2 separate regions of the Homo sapiens genome follow, and region 1 is linked to region 2. A link is an interaction called in ENCODE POLR2A ChIA-PET data of the cell type or tissue named here. Cell type or tissue: IMR-90. All regions are shown on one strand. Links, peaks and the distances in the headings refer to the core of each region. The heading gives the core; the rest is flanking DNA.

Evidence for each region. Peaks named below come from ENCODE experiments on the same cell type or tissue, not always from the same donor. Only the 100,000 strongest peaks of a DNase experiment are listed, where the experiment ranks them.
Region 1: POLR2A ChIA-PET joins it to region 2 with 8 read pairs; 2 of 35 experiments call an interaction of 5 or more read pairs at or near these places.

The regions. Positions count from the first base shown.
Region 1 is chr1:183,715,581-183,727,205 of GRCh38, forward strand. It overlaps a transcript of RGL1 not described here. Among named protein-coding and RNA genes, the nearest start is that of APOBEC4, 68 kb to the left of the region's middle. RefSeq lists an enhancer at 8,237-8,737. In IMR-90, for the core only: no CTCF peak of the experiment used is centred there; no DNase peak of the experiment used is centred there; H3K27me3 peaks cover 216 bases.
Region 2 is chr1:184,823,595-184,834,868 of GRCh38, forward strand. It overlaps NIBAN1 (niban apoptosis regulator 1), which reads right to left. Exons shown (of 14, transcript NM_052966.4): 6 at 8,253-8,368; 7 at 44-148. The region is part of intron 1 of LOC107985238 (a long non-coding RNA gene); the gene reads left to right. Among named protein-coding and RNA genes, the nearest start is that of EDEM3, 74 kb to the left of the region's middle. RefSeq lists a silencer at 2,048-2,248. In IMR-90, for the core only: no CTCF peak of the experiment used is centred there; a DNase peak (open chromatin) is centred at 4,667; H3K27ac peaks cover 191 bases.

The DNA of each region.
Region 1 (11,625 bases), core at 1,742-9,741, 1.1 Mb before region 2:
CACATAACACCAAGTAACTAAGAATTGCTATTATTTTGCCAATTAGCCCATGCAATCCTTAGCTCATAAACCAAACTATTATCTTCAGATACATATTAGTCTCGATTACCCAGAGAAACAGAACCAATTGGAGACCTATATCTATATCTATACCTGTATCTTTCTATAACTATACATGTAGAAAGGGAGGGAGGGAGGGAGGGAACGATGGAGAAAGAAACTATAAGGAATTGGCTCATGTGGTTATGGAGGCTGAGAAGTCCTAGAATCTGCAGTTGGCAAGCTGGAGACTCAGGAGAGCTGATGTTGTAGTTCTAGTGCAACTCTGAAGGTCTGAGAACCAGTAGAGCTGATAGTGTAAGTTCTAGTCTGAGGAGAGGACTGAAGACAGAAGACTAATGTTCCAGCTCAAAGACAATGAATGAATTGGATGAGGCTCACCCACATTGGGGTGGGCAATCTGCTTTACTCATTCTGCCAATTCAAATGTTAATCTTATCTAGAAACACTCTCACAGACATACTCAGAACAATGTTAAACCAACTATCCGGATACCACATTGCCCAGCCAAGTTGACAAATAAGTTAACCATTACAATATACTAGAACTATTATGTTTTTACACTTCAAGAGGTGTTGAAGTGACTCAGTCGATCTAAGGGGAAAAGGTGATATGCTATTAAAAATATAAACACAGATAAAAACTGTATGTTTTAGTTAGGGTAAGCTAACTGTTATAACAAATAGACTCCAAAATTTCTACTGGCTTAATCATAAAAGAAGTTTATTTCTTGCTTGTTACAAAGTACTGATCAAGTTACCAGGTCAGCAGAGTCCCTGCTAAAAGAGGCCTCTTCATCTTTAATATGTAGCTTCTGAAGTCAGCCCAAATGTTGTCTTCATCTCAACCAGCTGGGAGGAGAAAAGAGCATGGAGAAGTGCCACATGGGAGGATTTTATGAGCTAGGCCAGGAATGGCCCAAGTCTTTTCTGTCACATTCTTTTGCATGGAACTCAGTCACATGGCTGCACCTAACTGTTTGGGGGCGGCTGAAAAATGTAGTCCCTGGCTGGGCAGCCCATATCCCAGCATGTCCACTGTACCCTGTATAAAGAATCAGAAGATCTGAATTCTGGAATTGGCTTTCCTATTAACTGGCTGGTGATCTTTTCTTGTCTGTAAAATGTAAAAGCTTGTTGATATCCCAAATACCTTCTTGCTCTAGAATTCTGTGTCTCTGTTTTGCTCTTTAAAAGAAAATGTTCTGTGTGAAGACAGCTAGTTCTTTGCCTGGATGCAGTGAAGGTCCTGGTTCATGCAGCAAACTTTGTCTCATGTAGGACTTAATACTGGCAAATCAGGGAGCCAAGTCTGGGGGCTCTTTTGATCCTGTACTGGATAAATTATTATTCACTGGGCATAGTAAGCATTGATTCATGGGTGGCAGTTTACTGTATTTTAGGGGTCTTCTAAGTGGTGTGTGCCCCTGGCCCACATGAAGATTTTTCCAAAGGGTTAGGTGTTACAGCCAGCATTTTTAGAGGATCAGTTATCTTTAATTTTTATATGTACCTACTCCTAAACTGATCAAAGAACATCTGCAATGAAAGAATTTTGTTAGTTCTTCTTTCCCACCTCTTTCACAGTTGCCCTTCTCTACCTTTACAAATGAAAGTCTACTGCTTACTCAGCCTGCATCTTGCATAGTTCATTGTTCCAAGTGTAGAAACCTCTAGGGCACCAAAGTGATTTTTTAAAATATGTGTCACTTATATTCAAGATATTAAACATACTTTCTCCATCTGGCACATTAAAGAGTATATTTATAATAAAAGTTTTGCTTTTTATGTTTAGTAATAATTTATGAAAAGTATATGTATTTATGTTGTTTTGATCAATTATGTACCACTCATAATTGAGAATACAGCTCAGTAAAACATTATTTAACTTATAGCCTGATAGTGACAGAAACTTAAAAAATATTTTTTATTTATATTTGGTACTTTTAAATTTAAAACTATTTTGCCCTAAGAGAAAATTCTATAGCAAAGGTGAAACAGAAATACAATTTCAAGAAGCTAAAGGAGTGACTGTGTGTACTCGGGTGATGATTGAGATAGATTCCGCCCTTGTGGCTGATAAACTAGTGGAGGAGGCATAAACAAGTAAATTAGCAAAAGTGCAAGATAATTTTAGACCATGATAAATGCTATGAAGAAGGTAAGCAGGAGGGTGGTCAAAGAAAGCCTCTCAGAGGAAGTGGCATTTGGTATGAGCACAGAAGAAGTCTTCTCTCCTCTTGAGCAAATACATCCTCTCAGGTTGGGGCATGGATATGGTGGAAGGGAAGCAGAGCTTATTTCTGTTAAAAAGAGCTTGTTCATGGCTGGGTGCGGTGGCTCACGCCTGTAATTCCAGCACTTTGGGAGGCTGAGACAGGTGGATCACGAGGTCAGGAGATGGAGACCATCCTGGCTAACACGGTGAAACCCTATCTCTACTAAAAATACAAAAAATCAGCTGGGCATGGTGGCACACGTCTGTAGTCCCAGCTACTTGGGAGGCTGAGGCAGGAGAATCGCTTGAACCTGGAAGGTGAAGGTTGCTAGTGCCACTCTACTCCATCCTGGGCGACAGAGGGAGACTTGGTCTCAAAAAAAAAAAAAAAAGAGAGAGAGAGAGAGCTTGTTTATGTATATTTTAAATGGATGCTGATGGAGATCAAATTGCTTTGGTATTTATATTCCCACTGGATACATTTAAAGGAATGACATAAGTTTGTGATATTTAAACTATTTCAATAGTCACCATACACTAGAAATTATATCATTTGCAAATATTTAAACTTACAATGAAAACTTTTTCATATCAACCTAAAATGAACAAGTGGTAAATAGTTTATTAAAATGTTTTTGGGGATACATGAGCAAAGGACTTTCAAAACCACTGGCATAGTAGCTTAGAATATGGGCTTTGAGTTTAGGCTGCTTAAGTTGGAATCCTGGATCCACTACTACTGGTCGTGTGATGAAGAGTCAGTTCTGTGAGCAACAGCATCTGAATCTGTAAAACAGAACTGTAATCCCAGCACTTTGGGAGGCTGAGGTGGGTGGATCACAAGGTCAGGAGTTCGAGACCAGCCTGACCAACATGGTGAAACCCCCGTCTCTACTAAAAAAAAAACTACCCGGGCATGGTGGCACATTACTGTAATCCCAGCTACACAGGAGGCTGAGGCAGGAGAATCGCTTGAACCTGGGAGGTGGAGGTTGCAGTGAGCCGAGATCTTGCCACTTCACTCCAGCCTGGGCAACAGAGTGAGACTCTGTCTAAAAAAAACAAAACAAAACAAAAAAACGAAAACGAACAAACACAAAAAGCACCTAAGAAGGAGGAAATTTGAAGTTTACATGAGATAATGCATGTCAAGTGCTAATCTCACAATAAGGGCTGAACAATGTTTTCTATATTATCAACATTATAACTTTGCTCTCAACTGTATAGTGCTGATTGAACTCTATTATCTTTCATATGGTTGCAGAGCAGGCTGAAAGGTAAATTGTGAAATCTAGCCCTTTGCTGAACTGGAGTAGCACTTAGGGGCAAACTACACTATTCATTTCATTCTTTCCTACTTGCTTTATGTGTTATTGATTGATATTCATTCATTCATTGATAGTCCAAGTTGAGTATGTTTTGAGACACTTACTGAGCAGTCCTGCACCTTGACTACAGTGTGGTCTCTTCTCCTCCTTGTAGTTCATTGAAGTCATTCCAAGGAAATTACAGATTTTCCTTCTCTCCCTGTGCACGTGTACCTCTAGAGTGTAGGGAGATGCAATCTTGAGAAGAGTACTTGGTTTCTCCCTGAGGACAAGCTGATGGCACTGGCTCTGTCTCCTGATGTCCTTGCTGTGGCTTCCTCCTTTGTTCTGCTAAGGCCTTAGGGCCTTTGTGTGACACAGCTGGGGATTACTAGGAAGAAGTAAATATTTGCAAAGGGTGTTCTGTAGAATGTTAAAAAAAAATAGAAAAAAATTAAAGGCCAGGTGCAGTGGCTCCTGCCTACAATCCCAGCACTTTGGGAGGCCGAGGCAGATGGATCACCTGAGGTCAGGAGTTTGAGACCAGCCTGGCCAACATGGGTGAAACCCCGTCCCTATAAAAATACAAAAATTAGCTGGGCATGGTGGCGCATGCCTGTAATTCCAGCTACTCAGGGGGCTGAGGCAGGAGAATTGCTTGAACCCTGGAGGCAGAGGTTGCAGTGAGCCGGGATTGTGCCACTGCACTCCAGCCTAGGCAACAAAGTGAGACTCCATCTCAAAAAAAATGAAAAAAAAATTGCAAAGGAAAGGGGACCTTGGGAGCAAGTTAACATGGTCTGGTGAGGTGAAGAGAAAAGCTGAATGAAGGTGGCATTAGAAGGAGAGAGGATTTAAAATTATTGAGGGAAGTATGATTAAAGAAACTGGAAGATGAAGGTAAAGGATGGTAGAAAAATTAGCGTTAAAAAAATAGAGTCTGCCAAAAGCAAAAGTAAGGATTCATTAAGATACATAGCAGAAGGAAAATTGTGAAATGAAGTAAAGGAAAAATACAACTGATGAATCACCAGGGAGTTATAGCAAGGCCTTAAAAATCATTAATGGAAAGTTTAATGCCAAAATATTAGAGTAAAAAGATAGCTTGAAAGTACACAGCTTGTCTGTGCCTGGCTCCTAAAAAACACCACAGAACGGCCAATCCTTTGCCTCTGGCACCCACACAGCATGCATGCCCTGAAGTGAAATCTTTCATACCGTCCCTATACTCCCTCTTCACACACAAGCTTTGTTACCATTCTTTTTATTTCATTCCCACTGGTCCAAAACTGTATATGCAACCTATAAGAACTGACCCAGCGGTGCTGCCAATGTGCAAAGACCTGCATCCATGGGCTGCCTACTTCTGGCAAAGGATCAGTTTGCTTAAGTTGTCCACTTCCCTTGTCATACTACTGACTTGTCAATATTACAAGTGTTTATTGACAGTCTTCCTTCTTTCAGCTGAAGGCCTTTCAAGTTAGGGACTGTGGCTCTTTTGCTTATTGTAGTAGTCCTGGAACCTAATGTGTGGAGAATGGATTAGATGGGGAGAGAGTAGGAGTTTACCTACTACCAGGGTAAGAAGTAGTTTTGGTGAGTTAAGGGTGACTTGGTTTAGGGAGTTGGAAGCTGCGGCATAGGAAAATGTCTGTTTGAGACTTTTAGGAGATATGTTTTGATGAAAGAAAAGGACTTGGTAATTGATTGGATGTGGGTACTGAGCAAGGGAAAGTGTCAAGGATGACTTGGAGAGAGCTCTGATTGGGTGGTGGTATAATTGAGTATAACAGAGAACACTGGACGAGGATCAAGTTTGCGAGGGAAATAAAAAACCCCTGAGATATCCTGGTGGAAATGTTGAGTTGGCAGTTGGATGTATGGAGCTGAAAGTGATGTCCTTTCACTCCCATTTCTCTAGACTTGACTTACTTCCTGATCCCAGATCTCTGTTTCCAACCAATTATTGAACATATTATCTGGAAAAACCACAGGCTGCTCATTCTCAGCATGACTAAAACTCACCTAATCATATTCCTCTGTGTAGCCTGGTTTCCTTCTTAAAATCTTAGTCATTCAGTGGGAATTTTATTTTCCTGTTTCCTCTGTCTCTACCTGACCTGCAAATCCATTCCACCCTTGTCATGTAAGTCTTTTTGATCTATACGTCTAACTCTTATTTTCATTTCCACTGCCATTGTTCCACTCCCACTGCCTGATGCTCATTTTACCCCTGCCTATTATAATAGCTTCCAAATTTGTCTCCCTGAAACTGTGATTTCTTAACTTCAAGCACACGTCCTTATTCACACTGGGTGCAATCTTTCAAAGGCTCAATAGTAAGTATGAGTTTTAACCCCACAGTATGTTAGAAAACGCCTTTCCCCTTCTGTCCTCTGCATACCTCACCAATCTTGTCTTCTTTGCTCAACCAATCTGTAATCAGATCTTTGGATAACCTGCTATTATACAAATGCGCACTCTAATTTAGGCACCCTTGTGCCTGTTGTTTCCTCTCTTCAGGATGAAGTTTCTTCACCTTTGGCCACCTTGGATACTGTTTTCTTAGCTTGGAATGTGTTTTCCTCACTTCATTCAAAGGACCAGCTTAAACATCACCTCCTCATAGAGACCTACACTGTGCCTGTGTCTTGGTTTAGCTCCCTTGCCTACTTTTACTTTAAGACACTTATCACAATGATGATGGTATTATTTATGTGATCATTTATGTAATGACTATCTCTGTCACTAGATTAAAGACCTCATAGGGTCAGGGTCTGTGACTATTTCATTCACCATTGTGATTCAGCATCTGTGGATTGCAGTTGCAAGCATGGATAGGGATGAAATTAGTCAAAGAGAAAATTTGGAGTGAGGAAAGAAAGTCAAGACAGAACACTAGGGAATACCAATATTTATGGAGCTGGACATGAAGGCAGATCCCACAGAGAAGTCTGTGGAGGAGCACTGGAGAAGGTAAGAGAACAGGGCAGAACAGTGTCATGGAAGTCAATGATGGAGAGGATTCCAAGAAGAAGGAGAGAACACTTAATAGTCTGGGACCAAAAAAAAAAAAAAAGATAAATGAACTTGAAGGCATAGCAATAGAACCTATCCAAAATGAAGCTTACACACAGAGATAAAAAAGACCAAGAAAAATAAGAGAGACCTGGAGGCAATAACATGTTGACTGACATATGTAAATGGGAGGCTTCAGAAGAGAAGAGAGTAAAAGAGAACAGAGATAATATTTAAAGAAATAATGACCAAACATCTTTCATATTTTATGAAAGGTATAAACTCACAGAGCTAAGAAACTCGGAACATGAAGCAAGATACCTACTAGGGAAACCACACCAAGAACTTCATTATCAAATTACAGCAAGTTACTAATTCTGACAAAAATCTTAAAATTAGAGAAAAAAGGGCACATTCCATACAGGGAACAACATAAAAATAATTACAACAGAGTTTTCGGAAACTATGCATGTCAGAAGACAATGGAGTAACATCTTTAAAATGCTGGAACAAATTTTGTCAATCTAAAATTCTAGACCCAGAGAAAACACCTTTCAAACATGAAACATGTCTTTCCTTAGACAAAGAAAAGTTGTGAGAGTTGGCCAGCACACCTGCAGTACAAGGCTTGTTAAAGGAAGTTCTTCAGGCAGAAGGAAAATGATACCTGATGATAATGTGGATCTACACAAAAGAATAAAGAGCTCTGAAAGTGATAAATATGTGGGTAAACTAATTTCATCATTTAAAAAATTTTAAAAAGGCAACAGTAGACTGCTTAAAACAACAAACAGCAGCAACAATATATTGGGGGAATTCATGACATGAGAAAGTAAAATACATGACAACAATAGCACAAAGGGCATTGGGGGGGAAATGGAAGCACACCAATGCAAAATTCTTGTATTTTATGTAAAATATTGTAATGTTTTTCCAAGGTAGACAAATAAGATAAAGATGCGTATTAAAAGCCCTAGATGAATCATTAAAAAATAAAGTATAGCCAATAAACCAATAGTATTGAGAAAATGGAATTTAAAAATACTCAGCTAGCAGGAGGCAGAGCAAGATGGCTGAATAGAAGCCTTCAACCAATTGTCCTCCTTGCAGGAACACCAAATTTAACAACTATCTACCCACATAAAAAAACACCTTCGTAAGGACTGAAAATCAGTTGAGTGACCACTGTACCTGGTTTTAACTTCATGTCACTGAAAGAGGCACTGAAGAGGATAGGAAAAACAGTCTTGATTTGTCAGTGCCATCCCTCTCTGGTTCCCTGGCAGTGGCCGCATAGCAAAGAGAATCTGTGCTCTTGCGGGAGGGAGAGTACAGTGACTGTGGGACCTTGCATTGGAACTCAGTGCTGCTCTGTCACAGTGGAAACAATACTGGGCAGAACTCAGCCAGTGCACGTGGAGGAAGCATTTAGACCAGCCCTAGCCAGCAGGGCTTTATCCATCCTAGCAGTGGGAACTTGAGTTCTGGCAAGCCTCCCCACCACAGGCTAAAGTGCTCTGGGGTTCTAAATAAACTTGAAAGGCAATCTAGGCCATAAGGACTGCAACTCCTAGGCAATCCTAGTGCTGGGCTCAGAGCCAGTGGATTTTGAGGGCATGCAACCTAGAGAGACACCAGCTGGAATGGCCAAGAGAGTGCTTATGCCACTCCTTCCCCAAACCCACGCAGTGCAGCTCACAGCTCCAAAAAAGACTCCTTCTTTCTGCTTGAAGAAAGGAGAGGGAAGAGTAAAGAGGACTTTGTCTTGCAACTTGGATACCAGCTCAGTCACAGTAGGATAGGGCATTAGGCAGAGTTATGAAGCCCCTATCCCAGGCCCTAGCTCCCAGATAACATTACTAGACACACCCTGGGCCAGAAGCAAACTCATTGCCTTGAAGGGAAGAGCCCAGTCCTGGCAAGATTCATCATTTGCTAGCAAAAGAGCTCTTGAACCCAAAATAATCAGCAGTGGTAGGTGGGTAGTACATGCCATGGGTCTTGGGTGAGACTCTGAGATGTGCTGGCTTCAGGTGTGACACAGCACATTCCCAGCTGTGGTGGCTATGAGGAGAGACTGTTTCTGCTTGAGAAAAGCAGAGGGAAGAGTAAAGGAGACTTCATCTTGCAGCTTAGGTACCAGCTCAGCCACAGCAGGGTAGAGCACTAAGTGGGCTCTTGGGGTCCCCAGTTCCAAGCCCTGGCTCTTGGACAGCATTTCTGGACGTCCCCTAGGCCAGAGGGGAGCCCACTTCCCTGACATATGAGTCCTAAGCCTGGCAACATTCACCACAAGCTGACTGGAGATCCCTTGGGCCTTAAGTGAACATCAGCAGTAGCCTGGCAGTACTCCTCACAGGCCTGTAGCAGTGGTCACCATGAAGAGAGACTCCTCTGCTTGTGGAAGGGGGAGGGAGGAGTATGAGGGACTTTATATTGTAGTTTGGGTGTCAGCACAGCAGCAGTAGAATAGAGCACCAGGGAGATTCCTAAGATTTCCAACTCTAGGCCCTGGCTCCTGGATGGTATCTCTGGACCTGCCTGGGGCCTGGGGGGAGCTTGCCATCCTTAAGCGAAGGACATGAGCATGGCTGTTTTCACCACCTGCTAATTATAGAACCTTAGGGCCTTGAGTGAACACAGGCAGTAGGCAGATAGTGGTTATAGCAGGCTTTGAGCGAGGCCCAGAGCTCTGCTGGCTTCAGGTCTAACCTAGCACAGTCCCAGTGGTAGTGGCCACAGGGGTGGTTGTGTCATCTCTCCCCCAGCTCTAGGCACCACAACACACACACACACACACGGAGGGAAGAGGAGGAGGAGGAGAGAGAAAGAAACGGACTCTGTTTCTTTGGGAGAAAGTAAGGGAAGAGAATAAGAGTCTCTACCTGGTAATCTGGAGAATTCTTCCAAATCTTATCCAAGATCATCAAGGCGGTACCTCTATAAGTCTGCAAGAGCCACAGCGTTACTGAGCTCGAGGTGTCCCCCTAATGCAGATACAGCTGCAGTGACCAAAAACTCAGATGACAATATCCAAGTTCCTTTGAATACCTGGTAAGCTTTCCCAGGAAGGATGGTGTATTAGTCTGTTCTCACACTGCTATAAAGAACTGCCCAAGACTCAGTAATTTATAAAGGAAAGAGGTTTAATTGACGGTTCTGCATGTCTTGGGAGGCCTCAGGAAACTTACAATCATGGCAGAAGGGGAGGCAAATGCATCCTTCACATGATGGCAGGAAGAATTGCTGAGCCAAGGCTGAACTTTTAAAAACCCAATTATGTGTAGTCTATAAAAATTTATTTAAATAAAAATACACAAAAGAGAAAAGCTGGGAAAAGATAAAGCTGTTTTAGTTATATTAATAGCCAAAAAAAATAAGAACTATTACCAGGGATAAAGAGGAATATTTCACAATGATGGAGTCAATGAATCAATAAGGCATAACATTCCTAAATGTGTATTCACCTTATAACTAAACCTCAAAATTCATTAAGCACTTGACAGATCTGGAAAGATAAAAAGATAAATCTACAATTATAATTGCAAATTTCACCACTCCTTTTAGTAATTAATAGAACAAGTCAACAAATAGAAATATGGAAGAATTAAACTAATCATCAACTTGAACTAATTGACATTTTTAAGAACATGTCACTTAACAAATGCAAAATATACATTCTTTTCTAGTGCAGTGGAGCATTTACCAAGATAGACCACATGCTTAGCCATTAAACAAGTCTCCAGAAATTTAAAAGGATTGATATGATATAGAGTATGTTTTCTGACTACAAGGGAATAAATTAGAAATAAGCAATAGAAAGATACATAGAAAATCTCAAAATACTTGGAAATTAAATAGCATACATTGAAGTAATTAATGGTTTAAAGATGAAATAAAAAGGAAAGTAGAAAATATTTGGGGGTAAATGAAAAGAAGACACACATATCAAAATTTGTGAAATGCAGCCTAAAGGGAAATTTATAGGCTTAAAAGCTTAATTAGAAAAGAAGAAAACTCTATAAGCAACAGGCCAAGCTTCCATCATAAGCTAGAAATATAAGAGCAAATTAAACCCCAAACTAGTAGGAAACAAATAGTAAAGAAGAGAAATAAATGAAATAGAGAAACAGTGAAGAACAATGAAATCAAAATCTGATTCTTTGAAAGATCAGTATAATAGATAAACTGCTGGCTATATTGATCAAAAAAACAAAAAGGATGACAAATATTACCAATATAGATAATGAAAAAGGGGACATCTCTAAGATTCTTTATATACTAAATGTCTATAATTAAGGGAATATTATAAAAAAACTTGATGTTAATAAATTAAACAACCTTGATGAAATGGACAAATTCCTTGAAAGACACAATCAAAACTAACTCAAGAATCAACAGAAAACCTGAATATCAATTAAGCACATTAATTTGTAATTAGAAATCTTTCCATAAAAAAATGTATAGGCCCAGATTTATTACCTGGTCAATTCTATTACCGGGTCAGTTTATTACCTAGTCAATTCTATCAGACATTCAAGGTAGAAATATAAGTGACAATCCCTTATCCAAAACGCTTGGGACCAGAAGGACTTTAGATTTTTGATTTTGGAATGCTTCCATTATACTTACCAGTGGAGCATCCCAAATCCAAAAATTTGAAGTCTGAAATGCTCCAATGAGCATGTTCTGTGAGCACCATGTTGTTACTCAAAAAGTTTTAGATTTTGAAGCATTTCCTATTGCTGATTTTTGGATTTGGAATGTTCAACCTATACCACTATATGAATTTGTTTTGAAAATATAGGAGAAATACTTTTATTTTATATGGTCAGCACTTTTCTGATCTCAAAACCAGACCAAAAATATTGCAAATAAAGACAACTACAGAATAAAATTACTTATGAACATGGACCAACAATCTTCAACAAAAGATGTGCAAACTGAAAATGAAATATATAAAAAACGTAATACATGATAATCAAATAATGTTTATCCTAGGAATACAAGGTTGCTTAACATT
Region 2 (11,274 bases), core at 246-8,245:
CCCATTTTGAGTAGCTCAGTTGTAGAGCAAAACCATTGCTTACACCAAGCCACGTCCTCTTTCTGTCATTCTTCTTCCCCTTCATCTTAGGCAGCAGGTCTGTCTGAAGAGTGGGCAGGAGCTCCTCCATCACCAGGTTACTCAGGATCTGCGCAGCAGAAGACAGCCCAGAGTCGGTCAGTCGGTGATGGCTACATCTGAGCATCAGGCCAACTAAAAATGTCCTGATTGGCTGTCCCTGTCCCGGACCAGATGAACTCTGTAGTAGGTTAATAGTTTAACCTACTACAGAGGCCACAGAAATCTCAACTAAGACAATCTTAGAGGCTGAACATTCTTAAACATCCGCAAGGAACAGTAACATCTGCTGATATTCTCACCTTGTTGTTTTCCCAATGTAAATAACAAATTCCCCAAATTCGAACTTCACATATTCAAACTAGAAGAACTTAGGGCATACAGTAAAATGAAAGAGTTCAATAATGGATAAGGACATCTTCAGCAAAATTGTGAAGGAATTGCAAGGCTTGGTTTTGGTGGCTTGCATCTTAGTCTGTGTCCCCTGGGACTATCATTCCTCCTAAGCCCTTCATGATCAAGGTATCAAAGTATCTCCATGCTCTTCGTCCCCACTGTCCCCCAAGCCCCATTGTCATCCTCTTTAATGTTTAGTAAACGAAGGGAGGAGCAGTGTGAAGAAGTGAGAATGACGTCTAGACCGACCAGAGCCCAGGTACCACTGCATCCCACCATGCAGTGCCTTCATCCAGCACTGGAGAAAGTCTGAGGGGATGCTCCAAGAGATACAGCCACATTGAAGGATAAACCACAGAGAAGATCAGCAAGGTTGTCTGCTTGACCTGCTTCTCCACAGCCAGAACCCAAGCCCCAAAAGGCCCCTGCTAAGAAGGAAGAGAAGGTACGCAGAAGGAAAAAAGGGAAAGGCTGGCACTGGCAAAGAGGGAAATAATCCTGCAGAAAATGGAGATGCCAGAACAGACCAGGCACAGAAAGCTGACGATGCTGGAGATGCCAGGGGAAGTGTGTGCGTTTTTGATAACTGTGTACTTCTGGTAACCATACAATTGGAAATACTATTTTTTTTTAAATGGAGTTTTATAAAAATGTAGAATGTTGTCTTACTTTTCTTAAAGCTATGTTATTATTACACAGAACATTTCATTTTTTCGGGGGGAAGGGGCATATGTCACTAATAGAATGTCTCCGAAGCTGGATTAATGTGGGGAAACACCTTTTCTTCCAGTTTTGAGAAACTTCCTCTTGGCTCCCAGGAGGGGGATTCCTGGCATTGACACACATAGCTACCTTGGCACAAACACCTTATGGTGTGGGAAAACTAAAATTCATTATTTCTTCTTCTCCCTCTCTGCCTTTAGTATGGTCTCAACTTCCTTAAACCCAGAGACCTGTTGGGACCTGACACCTAAAATTAATTAGCAGTCAGGTGGCCATCTGGACCTTCCAGTGACCCCTATTGAGAGGGCAGCTCTCAAAACAACAGCAGTTCCTTTTTTAGATTGTGGATCTCCAGACTGATGATTCTGCCATTTTCATTTCATTTCCTGAAAGTCAAGATTGGCTCATGAAAAGTTGTTAAACAACATGCTACATGTGAAATGTCAACCCTCACTGCAATCGAGAGTCTAAGCAAATGAAGATTTCACTGGGTTTTATACAGCTGTCTGATTTTGGTTCATTGAAGAAGAGAGTTTGGAAGTTGTTGTATACTGTTAGCAATTGTCTGCTCATGGCCTGTCTAATATACGATGATTGCTTACAAAAAGCATCTTTAATAAGACTGGATACAGTTTGAAAAAGGAAAAAGAAGGCAATAACCAATATTTTGGAACAAACAAATATTTGGAACATTTATGGGAGGGTATGAGATAATTAATGGGACTGAAACAAAGAAAAAGGAAAAAATAAAAAAAGAATATGGGAGGGAGTGTCTAAATTTTTCAAGTGTTTTTAAAAAATGTGTTCCCACATCACTCCTAAAATTTTGCTTGGCTCAATTAAACTATTTCTTGTGAATCTGAGCAGTATTCTACACATCCACTCATGCTACTGGCCCTTCCTTCTTTACCCCTGCTCCTGAATTGCAGCAGCTTTGCTGTTCAGATTCACTTTCACCACGAGTCTTTCAAGGCCCACAGCTCAGCTTGCAATCATAGGCTGCACACTAAGATTTACAAAAGGGGAAGCACAGTTTTAGGAAGGGAAGCAGGCAGAAAAGTAGGGAATCACTTGAAACATCTGTTCTATGAGTTTGAAATAATATTTGTCCAAAATAACTGACCTCCTCCTTTCACTTCTCATAAAAATTCAAATTATGCTTTGGGAATTAAGGAAGATTTGCTCTGAGGTCACTGGTCACTAGTGGAAATGCCCGTGAGCTCATTTGATCTTGCCTTTAATCAGGGCTCTGTCGCAGCAAGGTGTAACGCTTTCACTGAAGCAAATAGAAACACTCTCAGGGTGGAGGTGGACGAGCTATCCAGTCCCACTGTGCCTGTGGGTTGCTGGCAGAGAAGGTGCTTAGCTCTGGGCAGCAAGTGGGGCTCCTGTCATCTGCCAAGTGGATCTGCCTGGCGTGACAAAAGTTATGATGGGGACAGAGTTTCCACTAGCCCTGGTAATTCACTGGTGGGGATGTTTTTGACCTTTCTTCAGCCTTCTCTGGGGGCAGTCAAGAGATGAATCACCATTTTCTGTGGTGTTTAAGAGTAACCTAACATGCACAAAACTCCATGGAAATTAGCAGGTCCAACAATTATTGAAAGTAATGGCAAGAACCGCAATTACTTTTGCACCAACCTAATAGATTCAGTGGGTAATTAATAATCCACCAGCCCACCCTGCTCAATGGGATAAGTTCTTGTTTGGAACACATCTGCCGAAAGTGTGGTATGGGAAGAGTGAGCCAAGAGGAAGAGAGACCAATGCCAGAATTTAAAATCAGTGGGTTGACATTATGAAACTCAAGGGTCATAAGAATTGTCCCAATTCATCCTTTTGCAGAGACTGGTCAGAATTTTAGCATAAGTGTGAAATGGGTTTGAAAATATGAAAATGCTATATATAAAGGCCAAAGAAAAATAATGTTCCATTTGGGTGGGCTTATAGTTTTGTTTAGTCTTTCCCACACAATGTTCCAAGAAATTTGGCTCTATGTTACAACTTAGGGAATTAAAGGAAATATGTCTGCGAGGAAAAAGAGAGGGTGGGAGTGGGTTACGAGTGGCGGGGGGGTGATATGGTTTGGCTGTGTCCCCACCTAAATCTCATCTTGAATTGTAGCTCCTATAATTCCCATGTGTTGTGTGGGGGACCTGGTGGGAGATAATTGAATCCTAGGGGCTGTTTCCCCCATACTGTTCTAGTGGTAGTGAATAAGTCTCACCAGATCTGATGATTTTATAAGGGGTTTCCCCTTTCATTTGGCTCTCATTCTCTCTTGTCTGCTGCCATGTAAGATGCGCCTTTCACCTTCCTCCATGATTGTGAGGCCTCACCAGTAACATGGAACTGAGAGTCCATTAAAACCCTTTTTCTTTATAAATTACCCAGTCTCGGTTATGTCTTTATCAGCAGCATGAAAACGGACTAATACAGTGGGGGAGTGGGGCTCAGGGAATAGCCACAGGGCAGCAGAGCCTGTGGGTGCTGAAGCTCAAGTGCATCGCATCCCAACCACCATCCTCATCCTCCGACTTTCAGCCCCACCCTGCCCTGATCGAGTGCTGCCTGTCACCTCCCCAGAGCCCACTCTGGCATTCCCTACCATGGTCTGCCTTCCACAAGCAGAGTCTTAAGGTCTTGGGCTTTTCTAGAGAAAGTAGCTAATCTAATAAATAAATTGTAATAATGAAGGAATTCCCTAGCCTCTTCCCCTCAGAACAGTATCCACTGAATTTTAACATAAGTGACCTAAAAATACTTCAGTTTTTTTTTTTTTTAATGGGGGGTGTTGGCAAGGGCAGTGTTTTGTATACTTAACTGCTAGGACTTGGAGATTTAAAAATTCTATCACTCCTACAAGAAACTAAGCATGTCACTAGGTTGATCAAAACCAACAAACCCGGGATCGCCCCTTGAAGGCCACACCACAGTGCTTCCTTTCAGATGCTGAGCTGTCAGGAAGGTGTGGGGTCCAGAGAGACCACCCTCCTTCCTGAAGCAGGCCCCGCAGTCTCACCAGGCTGCTGGTCCAGGCCCCTTGCATTACTGAGTGGCCGTGGGTGAAAAAATCCAGTCAAAAGGAGTCACACTTAAGATCTTTCAGCAAAAGACAACTCTGGAGCACGTGGACAAGGCCTAAAAATGCGGGTAGTTTTGTTTTTTGTTTTTTTTTTTTTTTTCCGTCTTGAAACTGTTCTGTGGGAATTATGAGCTGTTCTCTAGCCCATCTTGGTATTTTAAAAGCAAATAATAAATATATCACATAGCTAGAGATACTTTACAGTTGCAAAGCCCTTTCCCTCATGATCTCATTTGATATATTTATATTGACAAGTAGAAAATATGTTGATGTTTTTACTGGCATACAAATATTTTCACCTTAACAGTCTGCCAGGCAAGTTATTCTGAGATAGTTGCTTTGCCTGAGCACTTGCCTAAAATAACCATCGCTATGAGGGCCTTCCATTCTTGCTGTGTGAGTCATTACTATGAAGGTAATGGAGCAAGGCTGGAAGTCTGAATGCAGGCCCCTAGGGTAGAGGGGTTCAGGACAGGGTTAAGATTAAGGTCTTAGCAGACAGGAAGAAAAAATGCAAATAAACCCAGCACTTTAAACAAAAGATGTCATTTTCTCAAACTCAGTTATGCTATGCCATTTTCTTTAACCACTTGGTAGCTTCTCCGGGCCCCTGGCCTCTTTTTTCTATGAGTCTTAGGGTAGACACTGCTTTACTGTTATGCACCATGTCTTAGAGTCTGAGGGGAACTATAATCCTTACCTGGCCTCACACAGTAAGCTTTAGAGGCCATTTCCTTTTACCAGCTTCTCCAAGCCGGTTTAAAATGCATTTCTGTAACAGACTAGTTTTCTGACTTCAGCCAACTGCTCTGAATGTTCTTTCTCTTACCTGTAGGGTGCTGGACAAATAATCCTGAAATGCCCCTCCAGCATTCACATTTTATTAGTCTGTTATTTTACCAAAACACTTAAATTCTGAGAGAAGCAAAACCATTTTTTTTTTTTTTGAGACAGGGTCTCTCTGTTGCCCAGTGTAGTGGCACAATCACAGCTCACTGCATCCTTGACCTCATGGGCTCAAATGATCCTACTGTCTTGGTTTCCCAAATAGCTGGGACTACCTGCACATACCACTGTTCCCAGCTAATTTGTACAAAACTTTTTGAAGAGATAGGGTCTTGCTATGTTGCCCAGGCTAATCTCGAACTCCCGGATTCAAGCAGTCCTCCCAACTTGGCCTTCCAAAGTGCTAAGATTACAGGTATGAGCCACCACACCCAGCCCCTGTGAAACTTCTTAGTGGGACACTTGATACCTCCAGTGATTTCTGATCTCTTTTCTGCTTTTTTTGTTTTGTTTTGCTTTCCCACTTAAAATGTTTTTTATCCTGCAAAACTAGGAGCTTACTATGACCACTTGCACAAATGCTTTACAATCTCCATCTATATAGAGACCCATATACATATACCCCACACACATATGTGCCTTGTCTTCTGCATGTTTTCTATGTGTGTCTCGCCTCACCATGATGGCAAGGGACGAGTCATTTCTCTCTCTTCCAACTTACACCACTTAGCACATAATCAGCCTGAAGCCAAAACAAACTCAAACTCAACTCCCAGAAAGGATTTATTAAATACATATATTCTTTTTTTTTTTTTTTTTTTTGAGATGGAGTTTCATACTGTCACCTGGGCTGGAGTAGGGTGGCATGATCTTGGCTCACTGCAACCTCCGCCTCCCAGGTTTAAGCAATTCTCCTTGCCTCAGCCTCCCAAGCAGCTGGGATTACAGGACCGCCACCATGCCCAGCTAATTTTTTTCTATTTTTAGTAGAGACAGGGTTTCACTGTGTTGGCCAGGCTGGTCTCGAACTCCTGGTCTTGTGATCTGCCCGCCTTGGCCTCCCAAAGTGCTAAGATTACAAGCGTGAGCCACTGCGCCTGGCCTAAATATCTATTTTCAATGGCATCATGGAGGAATGTAAGTTCACATTAGTTTCCAAGTGAAAGAAAAAAGTGAAGCAAGTGGCATAGCTGAACTCAAGGAGCTATTAAAAAATAAATGTGTAACTTAGTATATTCCCATGGTTGGTGTTGGTCTTTCACTCGGCCAGGATCAGAAGCCATCATTGCCTTTGCATTTGTCCACTTAGCATGTAACTCTGAAACTATCAGCTCCACAGGGCCAGGACCATTCTGTCTTGTCCATCTCTGGGTCACTAGCCCCCAGCACATTGCCCGGCATAGAGTCAGTGCTCAGTAAATAGTAGTTGAATGAATGAGACTAGGCAAGTCACTTAGCTGTTATATGCTTCCCTCAGTTTTCTCATTTACAAAATTGAAATAACAATAACTGCCTTACCCATCTCATAAGATTGGCAAGACAAACACCATTAGGTTTCGAACATTGTCAAGTATCACACAAAAGCATTTGACTACTCATCTATCTATTAACTATGTTGGCTTACATGGCAGGCCAGCCAGTGTCAAGTGCTTCAGCCTCCCCTTCTGACACTTTTGTTTTTCTTAATGGCATAAGTACATAACTATTTAGTTCTCTCACACTTATGAATGGCTGTGCTTCCCCAAAATATCAGAAACCAAGACTTGTTTAAAATTCTGAAAGAAGCAAGTCTCAGGTTGGGAAATAGATGAGTTTAGAATCTACCAGACAGAAAAAAAAAGAGAGAGAGAGAAAGAGAAGATTCTGATGGTAAACACATGTTTTCATATGGTGAAACAATAAAGAAGAGCTCCCTCATGAGTTTTCAGCATTAGCTGTTTAATGACCACACAGAGGCAAGGCACCATTCAGCATCCTCCAAATATTGTTCTCTAATAATGAATTTCACTAGCTCCCAAAAGAGGTACCCTAGGAGATGTGGAAAAAAAAAATAGTGGGGCCAGGCGTGGTGGCTCATGCCTATAATCCCAGCACTTTGGGAGCCCGAGGCAGGGGGAATCACGAGGTCAGGAGTTTGAGACTAGCCTGGCCAACATGGTGAAACCCCATCTCTACTAAAAATACAAAAGTTAGCAGGAGTGGTGGCATGCATCTGTAGTCCCAGCTACTCGGGAGGCTGAGGCAGAAGAATCGCTTGAACTAAGGAGGCGGAGGTTGCAGTGAGCTGAGATTGCGCCACTGTACTCCAGCCTGGGCCACAGAGCGAGACTCCTCTCAAAAAAAAAAAAATAGCATTCTTAAATACCGTGTTACTTTATGTAAATATGCCCGTACCCAGCCTCCTCTTCTTGGGTGAAGCAGCCATGTGACTGGTGTCATCATGGAGGCTGGGGTCACATCACAAAGCAGTTTCCTTAGATTTATAATACTGTCCCTGGGACCAAGCCCACTGAAGTGCTTAGGCCATGATTGGCATCTAGTCAGGATCATGAGGAATTATAATGTACCACAGGGCACAGAAAACTAGAAAAGATAAATTAAATATATAGAAAACTGTCTAATGCTTTTTGAATTTGTTTTTTTCATTACTTCATTTACATATAATTCAATAAAGACAGCTGCGTACCAAATACTTCCCCAACTGCACTTCACTTGTCACGATGATGCAAGGTAAACATTATTATTCTTATTTTTTCCAGAGGAGTAATCTAAGACTAAAAGAGGTTAAATAAGTTGGCATGACTGAAGTCCAAGTTTGCGGACCCTAGCTAAAGCCCTGTCATGCACTTCGCACTATTCCTCGGTACTCACACTTGATTCTAGTCTGGAAGCACGAGGTCATTTGAAAGAGTAATTCTTTTCATAGAAAACAGTGGAGGCAGCTCTTTCCACTGTAGTTGTCATGTTTTTGGCTGCCCTATTTCATGCCCAGTCTGGTGGTCTTTGTAGTAGGTGCCCAGTAGTTTCCTGACCAATGCTTGCAGACATGAGAGAGATGGTCTTTGGAACCACATCTTCCATACTTGCAACTTTTCTGTTTGATTGTTTAATAAAATGACCCTGACTTCGTATCACCCAAATACCCAAACACAGAGAGAATCCAAAATTTTGAACCCCATATTACCTGGATTTCATCCCCAGTGATCATTTCCCAGGAACCATAGTGACCCTTCTCCTGTCGGAAGAATTGCACAGCTTCTAAAAAGGCTTGGGCTTCAAATGTCATCTGCTTCATGTAATCTAAAGAAAAGAAGAAAGGGCATTCAGCAAGATAAAACACTCTAGATTTCCCCATAGCTCTTCAAGTGTAATGGCTCAGAGACCTAGCATTATCTGAAAATGACAAGGCATGGGATTATAAGACACAGAGAAAGTTAAGCAAGTACTGAATTCAAAGTTAATTTGCAGGTGTACATCACACTACTTGTTCATCGTCCTAGCTGATGAATTCTATCAGTTACTGAGCATAGTGGTTAGGACTAGAAGGAGGCCCGTCTCCTTTACCCTCTCTTATACATGCTCCCCTATCCACCCACAGGCACCCAGCGCCTTTACGCTACCAGCTGTGACACCTTACTCAGAAAGGCCGTCCCTTAACAGTGCCTCTTGTGTTCAAAGTATCTCCTTCCAGTTTCCCAACAAAACAATTTCTCTGTGACTCGGTATCAGCTTTCAATACAATATGCATCAACACAACATGCCAATTTATGCAAATGAAGATAATAATTGCTAACACTTACAAAGCAGGATAATGTTCATCTAAGCACTTTACAGATTTCATTGAGACCTCACAAAAACCCTCGAGGAGAGTATAATTATCCTCATTTTACAGATGAGGAGACTGAGGCACAGAAAGATGAATTAATTGCCTAGATCATATAGCTAGTGAGTGGCACAGCCCAGGTGTGAAATGTAGTCTGACCTCAGAGCTTGCCTCTAACCATGATGCTATATTGTCTTACATACTAGTTTTACGGGTTTGCCCTTCTAAACATACTGGATTTTAAATGGTGTCATATCTGAGAGGTACTATCCTACCACAAGGAATGAATATCTAATGGTGGAACTTAAGGTGTATAGAGGGAGCTGGGCTGAACGGCCTTCTCAGAGTTCCATAAGTCATGCTAGGCATGCAGTGTCTTCATTTCCAGCACATAAAATTGGCTCTTGGGGGACACAATGATTACAAAATTATAGAAATCTTCATGAGGAAATGAACTTCAGAAATAATCTAATCAAATAATAAATAATCAAGCCTTAGAAAGGGGAAATAAAAGGGCAAAGTGAAGTGAGTGAAAAGGCCAAGTTCCCTGACTCTCCTCCTATAAGGCACAAAGCTCTCCTGCCAATAGCACATTTATAGGGCAACATTACATTGGTGATTTGGAGGCAGCTGATTTGGGGGGTGAGGAGGAACCATCACAGCTTTAGACAGTGGGATTATTCAGTAAGAGACTAAATAGTTGATATGGGGAACTAAGCAGAACTAAAAAAGGATCAATCTGCTCTCAAAGGTAACAATCAATTAATAGGTGGTAGATGACTCTTTTGAGATTGGCTTACTAGATCATAAACCTCAGGAACTGAGAAAAGAGAAAAGAATTCAAGGCTTAGCCTCTACAAGAGTTCAAGCAAAACTATTCACAGTGAGGATACCACGAAGTCCATTCGAAGCTGCATTTTAAAAAATGTGGAACAGTGGCCAGGCATGGTGGTGGCTCGCACCTGTAATTCCAACACTTTGGGAGGCCAAGGATGGAGGATCACTTGATGATAGGAGTTCAAGACGAGCCTGGGCAACATAGTGAGACCACATGTCTACAAAAAAAATTAGCTGAGCACGGTGGCACATGCCCATAGTCCCAGCCCCTCAGGAGGCTGAGGCAGGAGGATCACTTGAACCCAGGAGTTTGAGGCTGCAGTGAGCTATAACTGCACAATTGCACCCTATCCAGGGCAATAGAGTGAGACCCTGTCTCAAAAAAATAAATAGATAAATAAATAAAAAGAAAAGAAACGAATATGGAACAGTAACTGACATTTCCAATAGTAACATAGAGATTTGGTCAAAATCTAAATTAAATTTTGAAAAAAGAGCATGTTTCAAGAATCAAGGTTTTTTGAAAATTTTTTCTTTTTTTTTTTTTCGATTATACTTTAAGTTCTAGGGTACATGTGCACAATGTGCAGGTTTGTTACATAGGTATACATGTGCCATGCAGGTTTGCTGCACCCATTAACTCATTATTTACATTAGGTATTTCTCCTAATGTTATCCCTCCCCCTGCCCCCCACCCCACAACAGGCCCCAGTGTGTGATGTTCCCCACCCTGTGTGCAAGTGTTCTCATTGTTCAATTCCCACCTATGAGTGAGAACATGCAGTGTTTGGTTTTCTGTCCTTGTGATAGTTTGCTCAGAATGACAGTTTCCAGCTTCATCCATGTCCCTGCAAAGGACATGAACTCATCCTTTTTTATGGCTGCATAGTATTCCATGGTGTATATGTGCCACATTTTCTTAATCCAGTCTATCATTGGTGGACATTTGGGTGGGTTCCAAGTCTTTGCTATTGTGAATAGTGCCACAATAAACATATGTGTGCATGTGTCTTTACAGTAACATGATTTATAATCCTTTGGGTATATACCCAGTAATGGGATGGCTGGGTCAAATGGTATTCCTAGTTCTAGATCCTTGAGGAATCACCACAGTCTTCCATAATGGTTGAACTAGTTTACACTCCCACCAACAGTGTAAAAGCATCCCTATTTCTCCACATCCTCTCCAGCATCTGTTATTTCCTGACTTTTTAGTGATCGCCATTCTAACTGGTATGAGGTGGTATCTCACTGTGGTTGTGATTTGTGTTTCTCTGATGACCAGTGATGATGAGCATTTTTTCATGTGTCTGTTGGCTGCATAAATGTCTTCTCTTGAGAAGTGTCTGTTCATGTCCTTTGCCCACTTTTTGATGGGGTTGTTTTTTTTCTTGTAAATTTATTTAAGTTCTTTGTAGATTCTGGATATTAGCCCTTTGCCAGATGGGTAGATTGCAAAAATTTTCTCCCATTCTGTAGGTTGCCTGTTCACTCTGATGGTAGTTTCTTTTCCTGTGCAGAAGCTCTTTAGTTTAATTAGGTCCCA